3 separate regions of the Homo sapiens genome follow, and all the other regions are linked to region 1. The links are chromatin loops, found by intact Hi-C in ENCODE. Cell type or tissue: endothelial cell of umbilical vein. All regions are shown on one strand.

Region 1 (8,000 bases):
CAGTTAGGTTTAGCTCCTTTAAATAGTTACAGTGATTCATGAGATGGCAACATTTTCTAACATCAGATTGGAAGACCTGTGAAGGCAATTCTGTCCTGATGAAGACAGGAAAACAGCGTCTGTGTTCTGGATAGTCTGGTGTTAGTGAATGAATGTTTTGTGGTCAGAGTAAGTTATGGAAAATGTAAGTGTAATAACTTTTGCATGTGAATAGAGCTAAATTATACCAAACATTTACTAGGTGTGTGTGAGGTGGCAGGCAGGGGGAGGTGGGACAAACCTCCACTGAAATTCTACATGTGCTCTCTTGTTAATCTGTAAAAGACTTTCAGGCATTCTCTTATGGAAACTTCAGAAGCAGATGGAAATATTTTAAGATTTATAATACACATGGGCCTGTAACATGAATTTTCATTTTCCTTACAGAAGTGAACCCAGTGGAGTGCTGCATTATCCTTCATTAGTTAGCAAAAATCCAAAAGGGGAAATCATATTTTATACTATGGCTTCTAGAAGGTTTAGAAGCAACTGTCTCATTTGTGAACATGAGCAGCACAAAAGCTGTGCTTCAGTTCTTCCCATTGTATTTCCATGGTCATGATCTGCTTCATATCAGGTAGATGATAATTCTAACCTTCGCCAACAATTCAGCTAATGCAGCAAATTTCTTCTCTTCACCCCCAAAGGAATTATGTCTTTTGAGGCAAGAAATTATCAAGCTCATAGGAAATGGAATAACCATCTTTTTTCATCAGAAAACTGCATCTCTTTCAAATTGTAAAATTACCTTTGGTAACATATCCTGATTTTAATAATTTACTGAGGGTGTAGTGCATTCTTTAAATGATACATTTATGTTGGTGTACCATTAGTGTTGACAGTAATAATATCTATGTAATAAAATCTATAGGCAGTATTCTCATGGACCTATGGCTAGGGAAATCAGACTGTTTTGACATCAAAAAATCCTGAGTGAAATTTGAATATGGCATCCCAAGAATGACACTTTAGGTGCTCAGCTTTGTACATCCCCATCACCACATAATAGGAACTGAAATTTTACTCTTTCCCTCAGCCTGGTGGACCTGTGTTCTTTCCATCAATGCAAGCGGCCTCACTGGTGCTGAATGGACAGCTCTGGATAGCATTCAGATCAAGGTGGCCGTGGGTGTCTAGGACCCACGGATGGCTTCTAAGGAGCTGTGAGCCTCATAAAATTAAATGCAAAATTGCGTGTATATGATTGTGTGCACATTTTCCCAAGAAGATCCATAGCAGTGAAACCTTGCAACCAATAAAATTAAAGGATAAAATCTATTGCTTTACTCCTATCAAAAGAAATGCAATTTTCATAAAGGGTACCCTAATATTTACAAATTATAGTAATGTGCCCCATCTCCTATCCAGACCAGGTAACTAAATGATTGTAACCTGTTAATACCCAAACATCCGTGTCAACTTTTCCACAAAGTAAAACAAGGTCTCTGTATGCATTGACTACATATTAAATATACCTTACATTCCTTAAATGTTTTACAATTATACCTTAATAAATTAACATATAATATATAGGTATATTACACTTGGTATATATAATATACTTCACATATACCTTATATAATAATTTATATTATGTGATACTATATTATAATGTATTAAATATATAATATACTATTTAATAATCATAATCATATATATTATTTAACATAATATATTAACATATGCTTAATATTTAATATATTAGACTAGTTATATAAATAATATATGATATAACTATATTACATATAGAATATATTATTTATATACTTCATATATAATATATAACGACATAAATATATAGATATATATTAATATATACTTCATATATAATGTATTATATGTGAGCTATTATATATAATATATAACAATATATAATATAGTAATAAACTTCGGAGAAAAGAAATATTCTACATTGTGGAAGTTTATATTATATATGATATATACTATATAAGATATATATTATATTATTATATAATATAATGCATATGAGGTATTATATAGACTTCATATATGTTATATATGAAGTATGTTAATATATAACACCTTAATAATTATACTTTATAACATTTTGGCTAATCCAAAGGCAATTTATTTCAAAACTTAGAGTTTACTAACTTAAGTGGAAGTGGAGGAGAGTAAATTTTGACAGAAAATGGAACAGCAAAAAGTTCTTTTCAAATGTTTGATTATTGTTTCATAGTATATAATTGTAGTTCCTTACAATATTAGTTTATCTGTTTCATATTTCTTGGAAAAAACCCTTTAATGTTAAGGCTCCTATGTAGGAATTCTTTGATGAGCGCGGAAAAGCTGGAGTGAAGGGGTTGATAAATGTTTAAATTAACAAACTTGATTTTAAACTATCCAATAAATATTTCTCTTAAAAAGTTAGGCATATTTTGATCAGTTTGGTTCCTGTTTTATTTTTTTCCTTTCTTGATCCGCTTCTCAGCTGTGGCTGCGATCTCTGGCATCTCCACAGCATTGATGAAAAAACCCTTTTAAAATGACTGTATCTTGTGTCTTGTGTGGTCTTCTCTCTTCTCTCTCAATTTAAAGTATTAAAATTGTTTAACATCTTTCTAGGAAGCAGGTAACACAATGGTAAGTTTACAATCTTCCTCCTGTCCCTTTGTATACAGGGGTCAATTTATGTTGGTAATATGGTGAATGATCAAGCTCCAATATTAAACTTTGGAGACAAGTAATATCCTACCTTGTGGAAGTTTGAATTAAAAGATCTCTTTCAAGTGCAGTTGAGAATTTAGCCATAACTCTATCATTCAGAGATAAATTAAAATTCAGTGTGCTAGTGTATGTGCATGTTTTACATCAAAGGCAATGGTACCAAGAATGCATACTTAACCTTCCGCCGTGAGGAGTTTGAATTGGAAAATTTTAATCCAGGTTATAAATCACTTGAGAGACATTTAAAATAGCCACAAGGGGGCAGCAAAACACACAGGATTCCCTGAATCCACTGACGCAGGAACATTTCGCTGTGTCTTACGAAGGCAAACGAAAGAACGAATTAAAGTACCTGGCGTTTGAGCCGTCTTCAAACACTGGCATTTCTAGTACCAATACAGTGAAGCCGGCAGGGGAGACGCTATACTTCCTAACTGAATAATATATGAGACACCAACTTTCTAAGTATTTCTTTTCTTTTTCTTCTTTTTTTTTTTTTTTGAGATGGAGTCTCGCTCCCTCACCCAGGCTGGAGTGCAGTGGCGCGATCTCAGCTCACTGCAAGCTCCGCCTCCCGGGTTCAAGCGATTCGCCTGCCTCAGCCTCCGGAGTAGCTGGGATTACGGGCACCCGCCATCACGCCTAGCTAATTTTTGTATTTTTAGTAGAGTCGTGGGGAGGGTTCACCATGTTGGTCAGGCTGCTCTCGAACTCCTGACCTCAGGTGATCCATCCGCCTCGGCCTCCCAAAGTGCTGGGATTACAGGCCTGAGCCACGTGCCCGGCCCCTTTCTAAGTATTTCTTATGAAGGGCTACTGTGATTTGCACCCAGGGAGGGCGAAAACCTGTCAGTGGCTCATGATACTTACCAGTGGAGCAGATTGTAAATTCCTCTTCCTCCTTCTCCTATAAAGATTTCTCTGTATTCCAGGGGCAAATAACAATAGGTAAAGTATCAGTTAGATTTAACTTTTAAAAATAAGAAACAGACCCTCTTGCAGAAGCAGTAAATACTTATGAATCACTTATCAATTATCAGGCACTGTTCCACAGGGAAGAGTCCAGGGTACTGGTCGAACCTGGATTTTATTGTCAGGCTTTCTTGGTGTGAAACTGTACAAGCTCGGGCAGATTTCTTCGCCTTTAGATGTCTTAGTTTCTTCACTTGTAAGATGAGGCTAATTCTATAGGTTGCTTTAAAGATTAAGTAAAATAATATATGCCAGCTCAGTGGCTGACATATGATAAGAATTGAATTAACAGTTATAAAATTACTATCATACATGAGTGGCATGTGGTATTACTCAGTATTGTTTCTTGGTAACTAAATGATTATATGTAATTTCATTTAATTCTTACAACTAGTGTGAGAGACCAGTTTTATTTCTCTCCATTTTTATAGGTGAGAAGTTGAGGTTCAAAAGGACTGATTGCCTAATATAAATAAAACGGAAAAGCTAGGATTTGAACCTATCGTTTTTCTGACTCCCAGACTCAGGTACTTTCAACCACACCTGTGTAGGTAGGCTACCATCATATTTTTCCCCCTCTTCCTGGTAACTCCTAAAGTCACCTGAAGTCACCTAATAGATCTTGGAATGAGTTAGAAGTTCCACTAGGCCAGCACAAGGCAGGATCGCATGAGTCTTCTCATGCACTAATCAGACCAGGGTGTGGGGACGGAGGAGAGGAAAGACTTTCTAGTAATCATGGAGGAAGCAAGTATTACCCCCATGTCTCAAACCCAAATCAGTCTCACCTGGAAAAATCTCTCCAAGGCAACATACCTTAAACTCATGAGCACTTATTTGTGTATCTCCTACATCATCGAGTGTCATCCTTGTCTATGGGGGCAAGTGATTGTTGAAATGAGTTGACTCATCTATGGTGAAGAGCTATATGGATGTCTGGAATCAGAATGTTCCCGAGGTTTTTAAGTCTTGAAATAATCATTTAAGTGCATAGAATTTGTTCTATTTGCTCTCTCTCAATATGGAAATGGAAAGACCCTTCTTTGCATGTTTAATTGGAGAAGGCACTCTTACTTAACAGGCTTACAGAAGCATGTCCTCACCATGTGCACTGAGAAACCACACTGAATACACTTTTAATTATTTTATTATTATTATTTTTGAGACAGAGTCTCACTCTGTCACCCAGGCTGGAGTGCAGTGGCGCGATCTCGGCTTGCTGCAACCTTTACTTCCCGGGTTCAGGCGATCCTCATGCCTCAGCCTCCCGAGTAGCTGGCATTACAGGCATGTGCCACCACACCCAGCTAATTTTTGTATTTTTAGTACAGTCAGGATTTCATCATGTTGGCCAGGCTAGTCTCGATCTCCCGACCTCAGGTGATCCGCCCACCTCGGCCTTCCAAAGTGCTGGGATTACAGACATGAGCCACCGCACCTGGCTGTGAATGCACTTTTTAAATTAAAAATACAAACATACAAACAAAAGAAAACAAAACAAAAAACACCCTCTCTGTGTAAAGCAGCTTAATTATCCACCAATTCTTTGTTATTGTAGAGCAGTAGTTACGCCCCTAAGAGAGATGACCGCAGAGAATTACAAAGAAAAAGCCTGCTGACCTATATACATGCTTATTCCTTATTTCAACTGACAATATGGAAATGATAGAAGATACTCCCTTTAGTACCTATGGATTTTCCCACGTTCTTTTATAGAAACTTTGGGGTCCCTCAAGATGAAAAAAAGCTATCCTCAGATCCTCACTTACTCCTGTAATACAGTGAACATCACAGAGTAAAACAGAGTCTGAGCAAGATCCCTCTTGGTAAATAGTCTGCTGCTGAGACTGCCCCTTGGCACTTGGCCACTGTGACACCAATTTCAAAAGGTTAGATCTAAATGGCAAATGTTCTTAAAATATCCTCTTAATTATCTGTTGACTTTAAAAATCATATTTAACAGTAGTATTCATTTATGTCCTAAATGGGAATTGTCTTGTTTTTCTCTTTGGTGCCCTTGATATTAAATTGCTGTGGTTTGGGGAGAATTCTAAGTGGACCCCGTTTGTTCTTATTGAGGGTGGGCCTTGAGGCACATACTGACTTTCTGTGAATTTGTCTGTCTACAGAGCAAGGGGTCTGGGTGACTGTGTCAGAATGTGGGGTAAGGTGTGGCAGTGTGTGGGTGGGGATTAGAAGCCTCCAACTTGCCTAGGAACATCTCTCCATTCTTTATTCTTGAGCCAGACTTACAATCTGAAGAGTACTCTCTGCGTACTTTGAAGAAGGCGCCATGATGTTTCTTGGGGCGGTACACACTTGCAAATGAAAAGTCATATTATACTTGGTAGATTTCTCATCACTTATGGTTATTTAAGCAGATGAGAAGGAATTCTACAAAATAAGTACATAGAAAGGCTGACGCGATGGCTCAATGCCTGTAATCCCAGCACTTTGGGAAGCCGAGGCGGGTGGATCACGAGGTCAGGAGATTGAGACCATCCTGGCTAACATGGTGAAACGCTGTCTTTACTAAAAATACAAAAATTAGCCGAGTGTGGTGGTGCATGCCTGTAATCCCAGCTACTCAGGAGGCTGAGGCAGGACAATCGCTTGCAGTGAGCTGAGATCGCGCCACTGCACTCCAGCCTGGTGGCAGAGTGAGACTCCATCTCAAAAAAAAAAAAAAAAAAGTACATAGAATAGTCAGATATGAAAAAAGGCACAAATTATACTTTGTATAGTGATTCCTCTACTCATTCTTGATAAACTGTAGAATACTGCTTCCCTTGTCACACAATCCTTTTAATTAAAAAAAATGCAATGATATGCTTGCTGAATTTTTATAAGGAAGATTCTTAGGTCAGCCTTTGACATGGAGACATGTACTCGCTGAATGAATAAATCAAGATAGAAAACCTTATTTATTTAGCCAGAAATGTGCTGTGCAGCTCTTCCCTGGAGCTCCCAGAATTTCCCAGTAGTGGATCTCATAGAAAGAATTCACAGGTGAAGCTTCAGCAGAAAAGGAACCAGAAAGATAATCACTAATGTTCTTTTCCTCCCCTCCCTTCGTCTCCCCTCCCCTCCCCTCCTATCCCCTTTTTTCCCTTCCCTTCTCCTCCCCTCCCCTCTCCTTTCCTTCCTTCTCCTCCTGTCCCCTTTCTTCCTCCCCTCTTCCCTCCCCTCCCTCCCCTCTCCTCTCCTCCACGTCCCTCCCTCTCTTTCCCGTTTTCTTTCTTATTTCTTCCTCTACTCCCTCTTCCTCCTCCTTTAAGAAATGACATAATTTAAGACACTGCTGCAGATGATTTAAAACATATATTTACCTTCCTTTTTTGGATATGACCTAAAAGGAAAAAGTGATGTAAAGGAAGAAAACGACAGGTTAGAATAACTCCTCCTCCTCCTCTTCTGGTTATAAAGATTGGTCTCCAGTAGCATAATATGAAGGGAGCTGGAGATGATCTGCTCAGTGTCAGGGTGGTGTTATGTGCTTGTCTGAAAAATGAAAAGATGATTTAATCTTGTGTATGTGTTTTAACAGGATTAACTTCATGACCCCATGGAGAAGGGGTAGAGTAAGGATCTCACACCAGTGGCCTAAGGAAGTACAATTATGGAAACTGGAGGGTGTGTGCTAACTACCAACCAGTCCGGAACTTCAGTTGTGTTCATAAGGGTCCACACAACAACCTTCACCCTTGCCCAGGCTGTAAACCTCATCTGGGTTATTCTGACTCTCCATCCTGAAGTTATTTTTCTTCCCCAGTGCAGTTGAGAACTCTTTCATCAGGTCAGCAGGGAAAGGCATACGAAGCAGGATAATCTGGAAATGTGCTGGGAGAACTCTTTTTGTCCATGAGCTAAACATACCTTAATAACCTTGCCTTTAAAACAACAAACAAACAAGTAAAAAGCATACATAAGAACCAGAAACAAAATATTAACAATGACAATAACCAAACTAAACAAAAACAAAAACTATCTTGTACTGCTCCGGGTTGCAGGTTTTTAACATAACTAAGAAATTGTTATTAAAATAAAAGATATTCATTGGGAAAATGTAGATAAGCAAGTAGAAAAAGATGAAACACAGTCTTAGCATTCAGAAATAACTCTGGTTATATTTTTTGGGTTTAGACTCTCAAAGTGTGTGTGTGTGTGTGTCTTTCTCTCCTACACACAACCAATACAAATATAAATTTACCAAAATGAAAACATATTTGCTCTTATTACTCTTAATAAGCATACTCATTCTTTAATAACTGCAAAATATGTGATCATATGAGTGTACTATA
Region 2 (8,000 bases), 470 kb after region 1:
CACGCCACTCTCCTGCCTCAGCCTCCCCAGCAGCTGGGACTACAGGCGCCCGCCACCACGCCCGGCTAATTTTTTGTATTTTTAGTAGAGACGGGGTTTCACCGTGTTAGCCAGGATGGTCTCCATCTCCTGACCTTGTGATCCGCCCACCTCGGCCTCCCAAAGTGCTGGGATTACAGGCATGAGCCACTGCGCCCGGCTACAACTACCTTCTAAGGCAAGGCTGAGGTTAAGTAAGGAGTCATGAGGTTCATAAGCTTAAGGCTGTTTGAGCTCCTCCTGTTCTGCCACACTACCACCATCTCCATGGCTCAAGGGATGAAGTGGACCCTTCATCATCTCACCTGAAAATTGAGTGGGTGGGCTTTACCCCAAAGGGTATATGAAAGGTTGACCTTGGACTCGTATCCTAAAGCCAGCCAGACTATTTTCCAGTTGTATCCAGTCCTTCCTCACTTCCCTTGTCTGCTGCCAGGGGGAAGAATTCTAAAGTAATTAGCTAGAACTGGTCCTACTAGAGTATGGTGAAGGCGGCTTCTGCCCAAGAAATTTACCTTGTTTTGTGGTCTCTCTGTTCATGTGGGTCTCACTCATAGATAAAAGTGGTGTGGCCAAGAATGGAATTGAGAACACTGCCTCCAATAAGACAAAACTAAATAAGCCAAATGGTGGAATTTCAAGGCCTATACACCGTGTCTGGGTTTCACGGGTAAGCTATTCATCTGCATTTCCTGTATGCTTGTAGTCACTTTTCATTTGCATGTTCCCAGAGAGAAATAAAATACTGATATAAACAAAGGAATTGGAGCAAGGCAGGTTGGTTCTTGGGAGATACAAATATTAACTCTTATTCTGTCTTTCTAGATTTTTTGCTTCAAAATATTCTGTTCACCGCTAAGATTTTAATGAAAAGAAACATCTATAAGAAATGTTTCTCTATGTGTACCTCTTAGAAATGTAATAACTTATTTATGCAAATGTAAATTATTAAAATAAGTAATTAATATTGATTTATTATTCTAATGCCTCTTCTGAAGAACTCTTCTAGCTGTGAACTGAAAGTTATATCTTGAAAGTGTGCAGCATTTGGAACCAGATGAAGCCAAGTTTAAGGCTGGGCATCCTTGCTTACTGGTTGTATTTCTTTGGCTAGTTAAGTTCTGTGAGTCTCAATTATTAAATCTGTAAGTGGGTATAATAACTCCCCTAATTATACTGTGAGGTATATATTATTATGTGAGGCAATGTATATTAAAGTATTATACATTGGAAACCCCACAAAGGTAAGGTGTTATTAGTAATAACCATCATTTAATGCTGTTCACACATGACATGTATATATAGTCACTCCACAAAGCCTGTGATTATCTAAATTGGTGATTAGAAGAGTAACAGAAGTTCTTTCCAAAGACAACACATGAATTCAAAGATTGAAAAAACATTCTTCCATCACAAAGAGAAGACTTTACACTTTCTGTTCTATTTTGTGAAGAGGATATGGAAATTAAAGTAAGCCTTATGTATTTTTTCCAAAATATGGATATTAAATCAGAGAAACAAATAAAGAACAAAAGCCACAACAATAACAACAGCAACAAGCAAACTAAGAGTCTTCTGGCTCAGTTCAAGGCAATAACCTGTATTGTAGGTAACAATAGTGATTACTCCGTATTTTCTCTTTTTATTAATAGAAGAAACTCAAAGAAGAAGAAGAAAGTCTGGCTTCCTTTTACTATTTGTGACTATACATAAAATAGAACTGGAAAAGAGAATAATAATTATCCTCTTGTTTGACTTATGTCAACAGCTTTTTTTATTGTCATAAAGACAAAATAAGACAAAAAGCATTCCCTTATAAAAGTGTGAATTGTTACTAAATTATCTAGATAATTTCTTCTACTCTGTTTTACTGTTGCTGAATGTTTTACTTATTGTCCCCAATAATGTTGTATGGCCATGTTCCAAAGACTTTTAAACATTTTTTGATTTACGCACACTTTCTATTAGCCATTTTCTAAAAAGATTTTTTTCCCAAAGCAAGTTGAGTAATCATGCTTTCTATTTTTAATTTATACTTAACACTCTATTTTCGTTCTCACCATTCATGTGCTCTGTGTTTACTTACCTTGCTTCAGACAGGTCTGTTTCCCTTTCTCTTTTATGGAAAACTTCACCATCTGTTCCCAATGCTGTAATAGCTTACCATGGTATTTAGGTTTATAGTGGGTAGGACTGAGGAGTGGCAAAGAGAGTTAAGAAAAAGAAAAAAAAACTGAACTGTGTCAATTGAAATTCAAGTTAATTAATGGAAAACTTTTGTGTTAATAAAACATTTTTATTGCATACTATAACATGAAGCATACATTTCCTAAAATGTATTTATTGTTATATCTACTACTAATATTATTCAGCCTTTTTTTTTTTTTTGAGACAGAATTTTGCTCTTGTCACCCAGGCTAGGGTGCAATGGTGCAATCTCGGCTCACTGCAACCTCCACCTCCCCGGTTCAAGTGATTCTCCTGTCTCAGCCTCCCTAGTAGCTGGGATTACAGGCATGCACTACCACGGCCAGCTAGTTTTTTGTACTTTTAGTAGAGACAGAGTTTCACCATGTTGGTCAGGCTGGTCTTGAACTCCTGACCTCAGCTGATCCACCCACCTCGGCCTCCGAAAGTGATGGGAATACAGGCATAAGCCACAGTGCCCAGCCTATTCAGCCCTTTTCTATTTGGAGAATGGTTGGTCTTTGCACGTTTTACGTTGTCATCCACATATAAATGAAATCAGTTGAAATAAGAACCATTATGACACTTTTACATTAAAAAGAAAGTAACTATTGAAACTTTTCAGCAAAGAAGATATACGAATGATCAGTAAGCACATAAAAAAAATTGCCCAATATCTTAGTCATTAGGGAAATGCAAGTTTAAGCCACAATGAGGTTCTATCTCACATCCACAAGGATGGTGATAACAAAAAAGTAGACAATAACAGTTGTTGAGGATGCAGAGAAACAGAAGCCTCACGCACTGCTAAGAGAAATGTAAAATGGTATAGCCATTTTGGAAAACACTTTGGCAGTTTCTTAATCAGTGAAACAAATTTATCATATAACCCAGAAATGAAATTCTACCCAAGAAATGAAAACATATGTCCACACCAAAACATATACATGCATGTTCATAGCAGCATTATTCATAATAGACAAAAAGTGGAGCCAACTCAAATCTCCATTAATTAGTGAAGGGAGAAATAAAATGTGGTATTTTCATACAATGAAATACTATTCAGCAATAATAAGATAAAGCACTGTTTCGGGCTATTACGTGGGTGAACCTTGAATGCATTATGCTAAGTGAAATAAGCCAGGTACAAAATATCATGTAATAGTATGATTCCACTTGTGTGCAAAGTCCTGAGAATACAAATCTATAGAGACAGAAAATAGATTAGTGGTTACCTGGAATTGAGGTGGAAACAGGCATTAACTATGAAGGGGCCTGAGGGATCTTATTGTGATGATTGAAACATTATAAATCTGGATTATAGTGAGACAGATGTACCACCACTAGGTACTTTACTAAAAGCCATTGAATTGCATGCTTAAAATGGGCTTGAGTACTGCAGTAGGTTTTCTGTGCAGGTGTCTTAATAAGGTTTTGTATGGAGGGAGAGGCTAGCCCTCATCTGGGAAAGAGACTTGCTAGGATTTAGTCGATTTTGTCTCTGTTTGTGCCACCTGCCCCACTATGAAAGCTTTATGACCAATAAAAACAGGAAATATGCAATTCCTGGAGCTCAGGTTTTATATTTTCCTGCCCCAGAGGACAACATAAAATCCATGTTAACCCTAGATTTTATGCATTTCAGGTGTTCAAAACAAGGTACAGTGTAATGCAGGGAACTTGAAAAGCAGAGCGTTTGACCTCAGCATCCTGAAATCAGGTGTGAGAAGAAGAAAACAAGACACCTTGTAATTAAGACAGATCCAAGACCAGATTAATAATAAATATGGCAGGAAACATTGGGAAGTGTCACCCTAGAGGCCGAACCATGGATTTTAATATGTATCCTTTCAATTAGCCATTGACTCTGTGGACATCCTTTCATACTTAATGGAAGCAGCCTATGTTAAAATTCAAATAAAATCTCAAATTTAAAATCATTTCTCATTTTCACTCTGCATTTATTATAGCAGCCTCTTTGAAGTCACTGTCCTTCTTCTTCTTTTTTTTTTTTTTTCCCCAGACAGATTCTTGCTCTGTTGTCCAGACTGGAGTGCAGTGGCACGATCTCAGCTCACTGCAACCTCCGCCTCCCCGGTTCAAGCAATTCTCCTGCCTCAGCCTCCTGAGTAGCTGGGATTACAGGCACCCGCCACCACACCTGGCTAATTTTTGTATTTTCAGTAGAGACGGGGTTTCACCATGTTGGTCAGGCTAGTCTCAAACTCCTGACCTCAAGCGGGTCTCAAACTCCTGACCTCAGGCGATCCGCTCACCTCGGCCTCCCAAAGTGCTGGGATTTCAGGCATGAGCCACGGAGCATGGCCTGAAGTCACTTTCTATCCGATAATTTATCATTCATTTTCTTTTAACATATATTAATTGGCCATTGACTCTATGGACATTCTGCTCAATGGAGAAGTCCAAAGGGATATCAAATATCCTTGAACTTTTCACCAATTTGCAGGACAGCGGAGGATACAAGTCAAACATATACATAGATAAATTACTGCAATAGAGCAGGGGAGCACATGCTGACAGCCAGAAGAGTAGGGAGTGGTAGTTCCTAAATGCATATTGATTAACTGTTCCTAGGCTGGTTGCATCAAAATTGTTTGGAAAAGAAATAATAATACAACTTCCCTAGTCTTACACTATCCCCTTGCTATTCAGTGTGAACTGAGGACCAACAGCATTGGCATTGCCTGGAAACTTGTTAGAAGTGTTGGATTGCCAGACCCGTCAAAGACCTAGTGAATCAGAATCGCATATTTAGTAATTTTCCTGTATGATTCATAAGCACATTGAAGTTGAGGAAGCACTCTGGACTATAGACAGATGTGTCAGTCATGAGATTCTGGGAATTTTTTTTTAATATATGGTTACTAGGTTGTTTCATTTTTTTTTAATTCATTTTATTTGTCTATTCTACTAGAGAGGTAAAAGTTGCATATATTTATCATGACCAACAAGTTTTTTGAAATACATTGTGGAATGACTCAATTGAGCTAATTAACATATGCATCACTTCACATGTCATTTTGGGGGGTTTGAGAACACTTAAAATGTACTCTAAGCAATTTTCAAGAATACAACGTATTGTTATTTACTATAGGCACCATGTTGTACAATACATGTCTTGAACTTATTCCTCCTAATTGAAATGCTGTAGCCTTTGACTAGCACCTCTCTATCCATCTTATCAGCGCGAGCCTCTGGTAACCACCATTTGGGAATGTGTATTTTTACAAGGGTCCCAGAGGGTTCTATGTTCAAATTGTGCAGAGAAACCAGTGACCACAGAAGATGGCGAATTGCAGAGGTCCCTAGAGAAGGTGGTCTTGCATTGACTAAGAGGGTAAGTGGAGAGTGGGTAGGGAGAGCCATCAGAAAGAGCAAAGGTGTTGAGCAGTATTACTTGAGACCTGTTTGAGGAATCATGAGCAAAGCTGCTTAGCTGGTTCCAAGGGTTTGAAAAATAGCCTGAGAGGTTAAAAGCAGGGGCCAGTGAATCACCCACATTCTGCATGCAGACTAAAGTTTGATTGATAGAGACAGGCAGTAGAAAATCATTGAATACTTGGGGAAAGAATTGTGTAAATAATAAGTGATGTAAAGTATTGTTTCCAATTTTTCAACAGGGCTTACTATGAATAAGAGAAAGTAAAGCCTGCTCCTGAATTTAAACCTGGGTTTATGGGTTTCTTCACGTCCGTTCATATCTTTGAAACAGCGCTTTTTCATCATGATCATTTCTATGCCCGTGAAAAGTACTGCAACATCTGCGTGCAGTTGTTTTTCCTCAATAATAATGTCCGACGATAGACGTAAATAGTCCTTTTGACTAGAGCTGTTTTCTGGAATGGCTCCAATACTAAGAAGGGAAAAATGCAAAAGCTAAAGAATTAGATAGCTCTTAGATTGTGTTGTTCTCTCTGAGAAGATAAAACTGAAACCCCTATTAGAAAGGCAGGATTACGGAGAGATTATGATATGTGAAAATTACAATAGGCCACAGGAAAGTGTGGTGGAAGACTTATAAGCATCTACTGCAAAGGAAGACATTGTTCTTTCTGATTAGGAAGGTCATAACCTGATCTGGAGGTTTCTTCCTTTGATGCTGAGAGAAGGAATCCTAAGAATAATAAGAAGCCAATGTATTGCAATAACTATTTTATGGATTACTCTGAGGTCCAAAATTCCTAGAAAAGATGATTGTTTTCTTTGAAAAGCAAGAATCTGCTTTTGTGCTTCCCAGAGAAGATCGTTTAGAAAAAGGAGTTGGTTATTTATTGTTCACTTTCATGATTCTAAAGAGAGGTGACCTCAGTGATTGAAACAGAAGACAAAAATAATTTTGAGCTGTCTCTTGGCTTTTCATTTTTCAAGGGCTTCAAATATATTATTTGGCTATTACAAAATTTATGAAGCCTCCTGACAAACTCGAACCCTTTCCCCCCATTTATTGGAATCACTCTGCCCTGAAAATTTGGATCCTGAATCTATTTCTGCTCCTGTACTCAGATCTTTGAGCACAGCCAGAGAAAATTTTACAAATGTGTGGCTTGGTGCCTTTAAAAAGTATAGGCCCTACTTCAACTGCTCATTCAGTATCATTGGGCAATTAGGGCAATGATTTGCTTGTCTTCAATGAGTTCTTCTATTCTCATAGAAGCTCTGGCAAGCTATTTGTCTCAAGCCCTTTGTAGAGAGGCCCACCCTCATGCCCAGGAGGATGAACTCTCGCATGGCTTCCTCATACTCTCCCTAGTCCTGTTTCTGCTCTCCTATAAATATTTAGGTATACAAATACATCTTTTTTCTCTCTCTCTTAAAGAAAGAAGTGTTTCTTTTTGGGATGACAGCAATCCTTCCAGTTGTACTCTTGATCCTACATTGCATACCCTCTGTTTTTCTTTAAGACCTTGCCCCAACAATGACCCCCTTTTTCTCCATATCTTCAGCCTTTCCTTCTCTACTGGCTCCTTCCTTTCAGTTATAAACATGAACAAACTTCTGCAATTCCAAACAAACCCTCCTTTGACCTTGCATCTCCTTCCAGCTACTACCTATCACTCTTCTGCCCTCCACAGCTTTGAAAAAAATGAAAACTGAGGATGTTTTTATTGCAAAGGAAAACATGCTCATTATATAAAGTTAAGAAATAGAATAGTCATAGAAGAGAGAGATACAGGAATAGAGAGAAGAAGTTGGAAGGCACAACCATATATTAATAACTAGAGATGATCATTGTTACCAACTTTTATATATTTCTAGGATACCTCTATGCATAAAGGTACTTTGGAATCATAAAATGGATCTATACTGTTCACGTTATTTTATAATATAAATATTTCATTTTTAATATTTTGAAGATAGTTCAGTTACATTGCATTTCAATCTACAATGCCATTGCTAGTGGCTAAATTGTATTCCATGGTGTAGCTGAATAATATTTTGAAGTATTAACTAATGTGTTTCCTCCTGTACTCCCTCCCTGACACCATCTCCTACCCTTGCACCTGCTCATCACTACCTCCTTCTCAGTCTCTCCATATATACCAGACTTAATATTCTTAACCTAAATGTGTTACTGAAGAAGCATGGGTAGCATTTTAAAAAGACACTTTCATAACTCAAAGTAGAGGAACTAGAGATAATAGAAAGGAAATGTTGAGTTTATGAGTATTTCAGGAATCTGGTGTTGAAAATTTTATGCTATAACTGTGAGTAGTGTTCATGGTCACCATAACTAGGATCTTTTTTTTTTTTTT
Region 3 (8,000 bases), 720 kb after region 1:
TCTGGCCCACCAAAATAACATTTACTCCTGTATCCTACATGTGATTAATATGGAAAGGATATGCTATGCTAGAATGCAGAACTCTCAAGTAAAGAACCCTGTGATAAATCTACTGTCTTTCCTGCAAACTACTGGAGTGCTTTTGGGTAAGTTGCTTTATTTCTCTAATTCTCAATTTACTTATCTATAAAATGAAACTAAAAATCCACAATGTCTTAGGGAATTTTTAGAGATTTGCATTTATAGTGCATGATAATTTATAAAAGAAAAGTTAAGATTCTTTTCCAAAGACAGGTTTTCCTTCGCAGAAATTGGGCAGCTGCTACCTTGCATACATTGCTAACATGGCTGAGTTTTAACGGAAGTATTTTTCTTACCATAATTCCTCTTTTGGTGTTAATAGGGGACTTCTAATTAGGTCTTAGTCTATTTGGGAAGGTTAATAGTAAAGTACTAAGCATTTATACAAACACAATCAAAGGTTGCTTGCAAGTGTAGGGAAAGAAGGCAACTATAAATATTCACTATTTTCTAGTTGAGTTTTTCCCTATTGACATTAGTTGTAAAAGATAGAATTTCATAATAGGAACAGGCGTGGAAGGAAAGGAACTATTTCAACTCATCAGAGTCACAGAGCCATCTCTGAAGTCCTCAAGTTTATACATGGGAAGTGCCAAAATTTGATCTTCAGTGTAAAATTTCTTCCATATTCTCTTGGATACACAGAGCAAATAGAGAAACTACAGCAGATAGACTTTTACAATGGCAAAATATGATGGAAAAGACTCTGGGCTCATCCTTCAGAGAAGCCTTCTGTGGCAGAGTAACTGTCTGTGGAAGGAAAAAGTAAATCATTTTTAAAAACCCCACTGCTCCAAAATCTGCTCTAATGCCACTGTCTTCAGGGCCAAGTATTCCATCTGGCAAGAGCAAGTCATGGAAAAGCACAAAGGTAATTTACCCAATTGGCCTGGGCAGAACATTGTTTCTTCAGTTATTTTTTGTGACTCTCCCTTCAGAGTGTGATTCAGACAGTTCTGCACCAAGATCAGTGGCTGTGCAGAGTTCAAATAGGTGAAAATACAGCTCTGGATGAGTAGCACTGTATTTTTTCTCAGTTCAGTCTCTCGTTCTTCATTGCTCAGCTCAGAGTTTCTCTCTCTGTCTTCATTGCTCAACTTCGTGTCCCTGCTTCCCAACAGGAGAACCCTATCTAAAATATTTATTTTTAAAAAATCTTGATATCATCCCATCATAGAACAAGATATACAGTACGGTGCTCAAGCTCGTGATGATAAAATATCAGGGATCTTTGAAAATTTATAATCTAAGAGCCTCAACTTCTGAATGAGCTGCTATGATAAATGCAATTTATTGGAGACTTCCTCATCTTTATTATTTTCTATGATTCCAGGCAAGAGTCATTTCAAAATGAGTCTACTTTAGCTTCAGTACCCTTGGAAACCAACCAATCCAATGGTTTTACTGCCTTGGTGAGATGCTGTATTTCTTGGGAATTGCCATTTAGTAGATTAAAATTATAAAACCCAGCAGAGGGAAATTTCCCAACAGCAAATCAATTTATATGTCTTTCAGAGAGTTTTCCAGAAATGTACTTAAGAACTGCTGACTCAATGTAATGTTCTTCCAAAGCCAGGACACTCAGGGCCGATAAGGACACTAACCCGTGTATTTTCTGAGCTTTTCCTAGCTGGATATTTGTACTATGTGAAATTCATGTTCTGTACTCTAGAGACATGAATCACTTGTTCAATTAAAAATAGTATTTCTCTGGCAATTGTTTGATCAAGAATGGGAATAAGTTGTGGGTGAAATTGTGACCATCTGCATTCCTGTCTTGGAAACCTGCCTGTTGTTTTGTAACCATATGCAGACTCATTGATCAGTTTTTCTCTCTGAAACATCAATACCAAAATTAATGACTATAGCTTCTTCTAGGATTTTCTTAAAATTAGTTCAGGGCTTTCCAATGTGGGAGTTAAATGCATGCTTATTCTTGTAGAATTTAGAAAATATAATCACATTCCAAGAGAAAAGCATATTGAGGGCCTAGTCATATGTAATTCTTCACCAAATTCTGGGTCTTCTTTTGTTGGCTCAAAACAAATAAATATAATTGCCCCAAAGAATTACAGTGTAGAGATGACCTAATCAATGACAGTCTCTTAATTTTAATATACAACTTGAAGAATCCTTTTATCTGAATTATCAGATATGCCCATCCCATCAATTAATGCATTAATTTTCCAAATCTTTATTACATACCTCCAATGTGGCAGTTATTCTACAGCAGCTGAGGATATGTCATTGTGATATAAATCTCTACAACTTTCATTGTCTTAGAAAAAGGCATATAAACTAATATTTAAATTACAAAACATAGCCGAGCACGGTGGCTCATGCTTGTAATCCCAGCACTTTGGGAGGCCGAGGCAGGCGGATCACAGGGTCAGGAGATCAAGACCATCCTGTGAATGGTGAAACCCTGTCTCTACTAAAAAAAAAAAAAAAAAAATTAACCGGGCGTGAAAAAATTAGCTGGGTGTGGTGGCAGGCGCCTGTAGTCCCATCTACTCCGGAGGCTGAGGCAGGAGAATGGCGTGAACCTGGGAGGCGGAGCTTGCAGTGAGCTGAGATTGTGCCACTGCCCTCCAGCCTGGGCGACAGAGCGAGACTCCGTCTCAAAAAAAAAAAAAAAAAAAAAAAATTACAAAACTTATATACATGGCCAGAGAAAGACAAAGAATAGAACATGTCATTTTTTTTAATATAGATTTGGTTTTTGACATTAGATTTGAAGCCTGACAAAGTAAGACAGAGGGAATGAGGGTAATTCTAGGCAGACTAACGAATGCAAAGGGAATTGGCTTGTAAAAGATCAGAATATTTGGGGAAATATGTAAATAGTTCAACACAACTGAGCATGGGTATAAGTGGCTGGAGCAGAGGTTAAAAAGGCTTTTAATGACAGGCAAAAGCATTTGGACTTACGTGTTAGGTTATAGATATTTACAGAAGAATTCTAAGCAGGGAAATGCTAGGATTCAGTGTGCATTTTAGAAGAAAGGGCTGTTAACAATGAGATTCTAGAGAAGAGAACAATAAATCAGGAGAAACCCCAAGGAATGAGGATTGGAGCCAGAATTAAAGTTTGGGCAGATGAGATTGAGAGAAGAAAACTGCTTCCTAACTTCTTGTGAATCACTGGATTGTGAGGTGAGATAGAAAACGGTCCAAAATGTTTCTAAGTATAGCAATGGTATGGGATGTGTGTAAATGCTGATGTCAGTAACAGATGATGGAAACTAGAAGAGTCTTCTTACATCTGCTTTTTGTTTGCTCTTTGTGTTTTGGCTTATTTCAACTACTTACTTATTTACTTAATGTTTACTTATTTATTTAGATGGAGGCATTATAGTATCTTCCTAGGAGGGAGGGCAAATGACCACATTTTACTGTATAGTTGTGGAGGGAAGGGGTGGTGCTTCATTAATATCTTGGATAACTGTGGTGTTCCCTGGATTTCTGTTTGGGAAGTTTGACTTATCCTGTATCTGTTCAGTGACTATTTTAAAATTAGAATGTTACACTTTTTATTTGTTCTCTTAAATGTCACTGCTCCAATCCGGTAAGTGGAATTTTGATCTTTTATATCTTATGTTGGCTATAGCTTCCAATTTTGTGTCATGCAACATTGTGGGACAATATTTGTGTGAATATAATTGTATTCAAATCACACATATGTTTTATTGAACAATGTCAGGAACCGTGTACTGTAGCCTATAGCTAATTACTTCTTTCTAATGTGACGTCAAGAAACGAATCACTCTTCTTCCAATGGAGCTACTCAAGAGCCTTAAATCTACTGCAAAGTGCTGTAATTTAGACCAAGGTTATAAAGGGAGGCTATATTGAGTGTGTTTTGCTCAAATCAATTTCTTGTAATTTCACATGCCTTATGTATCAAAATCCAGGGTTGACAGATATAAATGTACTTCACATACCTATTGATTGATTATAGTCAATCAACAATCTCAATTGATTGATTGATATTCTTACATTAAATTCAAAATGATACTTCAACTTTTAATATTTATCTCAGTATTGTCAATTTTAACATCAGGGGAAATCAGACGTATTGTGTTATTTTAAAAGTAATTAGAAATGAAGAGATATTTGTACTATAAATTTATTCCACCTGTAATTTAGTAATATATTTTATTACTTAACTAAAATTGGTTGTCATCATCATTACATTATCAACTGCGTGCTTACTACATGTCAGTCATTAATCATCTAAATCAGTGATTCAAGTGAATTCTCAGAACAATGATATGATTCGGGTACTACAAGTATTCCTATCACTTACAGTGATCAAGAAATTCATGCTTAGAAATGCAAACCAAAACCGCAATGAGATATCATCTCACCCCAGTCAGAATGGTGATTATTAAAAAGTCAGGAAATGACAGATGCTGACAAGATTGCAGAGAAATTGGAATGCTTTTACACTGTTGGTGGGAATGTAAATTAGTTCAATTGTTGTGGAAGACAGGGTGCCATTCCTCAAAGATTTAGAACCGGAAATACCTTTTGACGAACCGGAAATACCTTTTGACCTAGCAATCCCATTACTGGGTATATACCCAAAGGAATATAAATCATTTTAGTATAAAGTTACATGCACACATATGTTCATTGCAGCAGTATTCACAATAGCACAGACATGGAATCAACCTAAATGTCCATCAATGATAGACTGGATAAAGAAAATGTGGTACATATACACCATGGAATACTATGCATCCAGAAAAAAGGAATGAGATGATGTCCTTTGCAGGGACATGGATGAAGCTGAAAGCCATTATCCTCAGCAAACTAACACAGAAACAGAAAACCAAACACCACATGTTCTCACCTGTAAGTGAGAGCTGAATGAGAATACATGGACACAGAGAGGGGAACAACACACACTGGGGCCTGTCTGGAGAGGATGGAGGGAAGGAGAGCATTAGGGAAGAGAGCTAATGAATGCTGGGCTTAATACCTAGATGATGGGTTGATAGGTACAGCAAACCACCATGGTACAAGTTTACCTATGTAACAAACCTGTACTTCCTGCACTTGTACTCTGGAACTTAAAAAAAAAAGAAAAGAAGAAAGAAAAGAAAAAGAAACTCATGCTTAGGAAAGATTAAGGTAATTTCTTAAGGTTTTTTAGGAATAATTACCTCTATTAATAGTCAATAGCAATAACGAATAAATAAATTTATTTTTCAGAGCTTCTGATCATAAGAAACTTGAAATCCTCTCAATATTCAAAGTATTATAAACACAAGATAAATTTATGTATGAGCAGATAGAGAGCTAAAGTTTTCCTACTGTGTATTTTAAAAAACAGTGAATGAACAATGGGGACAATGAAGGCCAGAGATAGGAAATCTCCAACTGAAAGAAGAAAATACTCGGTTTTCTGTAGGCATTTTTTTTCTGACAGCAAATGTTTGGCAAATGGGCTTTTAATTATATTGACAATACCTGAAGTAGCTTGCTAAATCATACCCTCTTTTGCGAGCTTGTTCTTTAATTTATCTAAATTTAGATTCAATATCCATCCCAGCAGGGATCTGGAACTCGAATATTTCACCAATTACTGCCCCTAGTCCTAAATACATTGCAGGTGTTTACTTCTACAGGCTGAGACATCAGTGGTTTTCTCAGCTTATACCCTTTTCCTCTAGTTGAGGAGAGGGGATTATTGTACATGGTTAGGCAACTTGTGGCTACTTATTGGTCAAATGTTTAGATATTGTCTTCAATATTTTACTTGAAGCTATATTTTATACCAAAAAGCCCACAGATACATTATGCTTAAATGCAAAAAAAAAGTTCCCGATCCAAAAATTATAGAAATCTTTTACCTATGCCATTTCAATAACTCATTCCCTTTCATCTCTTCATTAGGGTAAATAAGGACTTTATTGGTGTTCTTTACTTTCAGCCAGTGTCTATGAAATGACAACATGTATAAAAAAGACACCAAGTCAATACCTACTCCCTGAGGGCACGTTTACTTCAGTTTAAGAAAAACACACTACAGGGTATTTTAGTATTTCCAGTTTCTCTTGTAAATGGAGAACTTAAAAGAAACATTATCTACCACTGTGAGCCAAAGAGGAAATAATGTTGAGAAATTGCAAACTTTTGAGGGATTAAGCAATGACCTCTACAGAAAAAAAAAATTCACAGGGGAAAGAATCCTTGGGAATTGAAATATATTAGACAATGCATCAAAGGGGATAAAGGAAAAAGAAAGCCAGGTAGTTTACAATGAGATTTAGAGAAGTAAAGTCCTGAATGTCCTACTTCTCATGACTGGGAAACAATGAGGTAACAATGGGGCTCTGCACTCAAGGTACTTAATGAGAACAAACATAGAACTATATTAATAGTCCATAGCAATCACAAATAAATAAATATATACATATATAAAACCACTCAGTCCCATGGCTCTATTTCCATCTGCTCACATTGCTCCCACCTGCTATAGTTTATCAGAGCCACTCAAGTGTCATATGAAGGACACCCTTGTTGCTTTGGCTTGGGCTGTGCCATGTGGCATTTTGGAGAAGTTTCAGCTGGTTCTCTGCTTCCTCATGTAACTTTGGAGCTGCTTTTATATGACCTAAGATACACTTTTTTCCAATAAAGTTTTCTCCATAGATTTACACCTTTATGCTTTTCTTTTGAAAGTAGGATCCACTTTAGTAGTTCTTTATTTCGGGGTTTTGCACGTACCCCAAATGTACTTTGGTAAAAATAGCCTGGCACGTTGGGGAAGGGAGACTGCAATAACTAAAGAATGTCATATACTGTTATCTTCGTTAAAATAGGTTTGATGTCTCAAAGGTTCACTGAAATGGGGAGAATTTAATCATCTCATTCAAAAGGAGGATAGAGTTGGTTCATGAGAGAAAGCAGGGCATAAATCAAAGTTTCCTACCAGGAGTCAGGAGATCTGGCTCCCATTTGCAGCTTTGCCTCAAATTAAGTGACTTGGCTTAAATTATTTTACCTCTCCTAGACTCAAGCTTCCCATCTATAAAAGAGTGTATGATCCAGCAATCCTGCTGTTAAGAATATATCCAAAAGAAAGGAAATCAGCATATTGAAGAGATGTTGACACACGTACTCATGTTTATAGTGGCCCTATTCACAAGAGCCAAAATATGGAACCAAACTACCTGTCCATCAATTGATGAATGAATAAAGAAAATGTGGCCTATACACAAAATGGAATACTATTCAGCCATGAAAAAGCAGGAAATCCTGTGACAGGAAACAACATGGATGAAACCAGAGATAATTATGTTAAATGAAATAACCCAGGCACAGAAAGACAAATATTGCTTGTTCTCACTCATATGTGAGAGCCAAAAAGGCAGATTTAAAAGAGGCAGAGAGTAAAATAGTGGTTACCAAAGCTTGGGAAGGGAGGAGAGAGGGGAACGAAGTTAGTTAATGGGTACAAATGTACAGGTTGAGAGAAGGAATATGCTCTAGTATTTGAGAGTATAGTTGGGAAATTATATTTAACAATGATTTACTATATATTTCAAAATAGCTAGAAAAGCAGAATTATAATATTCCCAACACAAAGAAATGACAAATATTTGAGGTGGTGGATATCCTAATTACCCTGATTTGATCATATTGTATACACATCTCAAAATATCACAAGTACCCCCAAATATGTACATTATATATCAATAAATTATTTAAAAATATATATATATCAAGACTTTTCAACCTTATCTATCAGGCTCACATATAGTTGTAGATATAGGTTTTATATATATATACACACACATGTGTGTGTATATATACACACACATGTGTGTATATATATACATATACACAGATAGATATAGATACAGATGCATCAATGCTCAGCTTCTCGCTCAAGAGCTCGGATTTAA

What was found. Hi-C counts contacts between places; a loop is a spot of excess contacts. Peaks named below come from ENCODE experiments on the same cell type or tissue, not always from the same donor. Only the 100,000 strongest peaks of a DNase experiment are listed, where the experiment ranks them.
Region 2: a loop joins it to region 1, with 4 times the contacts of the local background. A loop is called at or near these places in 1 of 110 quality-filtered maps.
Region 3: it touches region 1 in a loop (2.4-fold over the local background); 1 of 110 quality-filtered maps calls a loop at or near these places.

What each region holds. Positions count from the first base shown.
Region 1 is chr17:69,566,227-69,574,226 of GRCh38, forward strand. No RefSeq gene overlaps it. Among named protein-coding and RNA genes, the nearest start is that of LINC01483, 24 kb to the right of the region's middle. RefSeq lists an enhancer at 2,870-3,371. In endothelial cell of umbilical vein, a CTCF peak has its summit at 3,004 (motif pointing right); a DNase peak (open chromatin) is centred at 3,025; H3K4me3 peaks cover 439 bases; H3K27ac peaks cover 337 bases.
Region 2 is chr17:70,035,557-70,043,556 of GRCh38, forward strand. The region is part of intron 1 of LOC105371881 (a long non-coding RNA gene); the gene reads right to left. It overlaps LOC112267896 (a long non-coding RNA gene), which reads right to left and starts at 2,212. Exons shown (of 5, transcript XR_001752989.3): 1 at 2,126-2,212. It overlaps LOC124904053 (a long non-coding RNA gene), which reads left to right and starts at 623. Exons shown (of 2, transcript XR_007065891.1): 1 at 623-709; 2 at 3,872-4,166. In endothelial cell of umbilical vein, no CTCF peak of the experiment used is centred here; DNase peaks (open chromatin) are centred at 4,985 and 6,165; H3K27ac peaks cover 2,649 bases.
Region 3 is chr17:70,289,318-70,297,317 of GRCh38, forward strand. No RefSeq gene overlaps it. Among named protein-coding and RNA genes, the nearest start is that of KCNJ2, 120 kb to the left of the region's middle. RefSeq lists an enhancer at 4,255-4,756. In endothelial cell of umbilical vein, no CTCF peak of the experiment used is centred here; a DNase peak (open chromatin) is centred at 4,464; H3K27ac peaks cover 428 bases.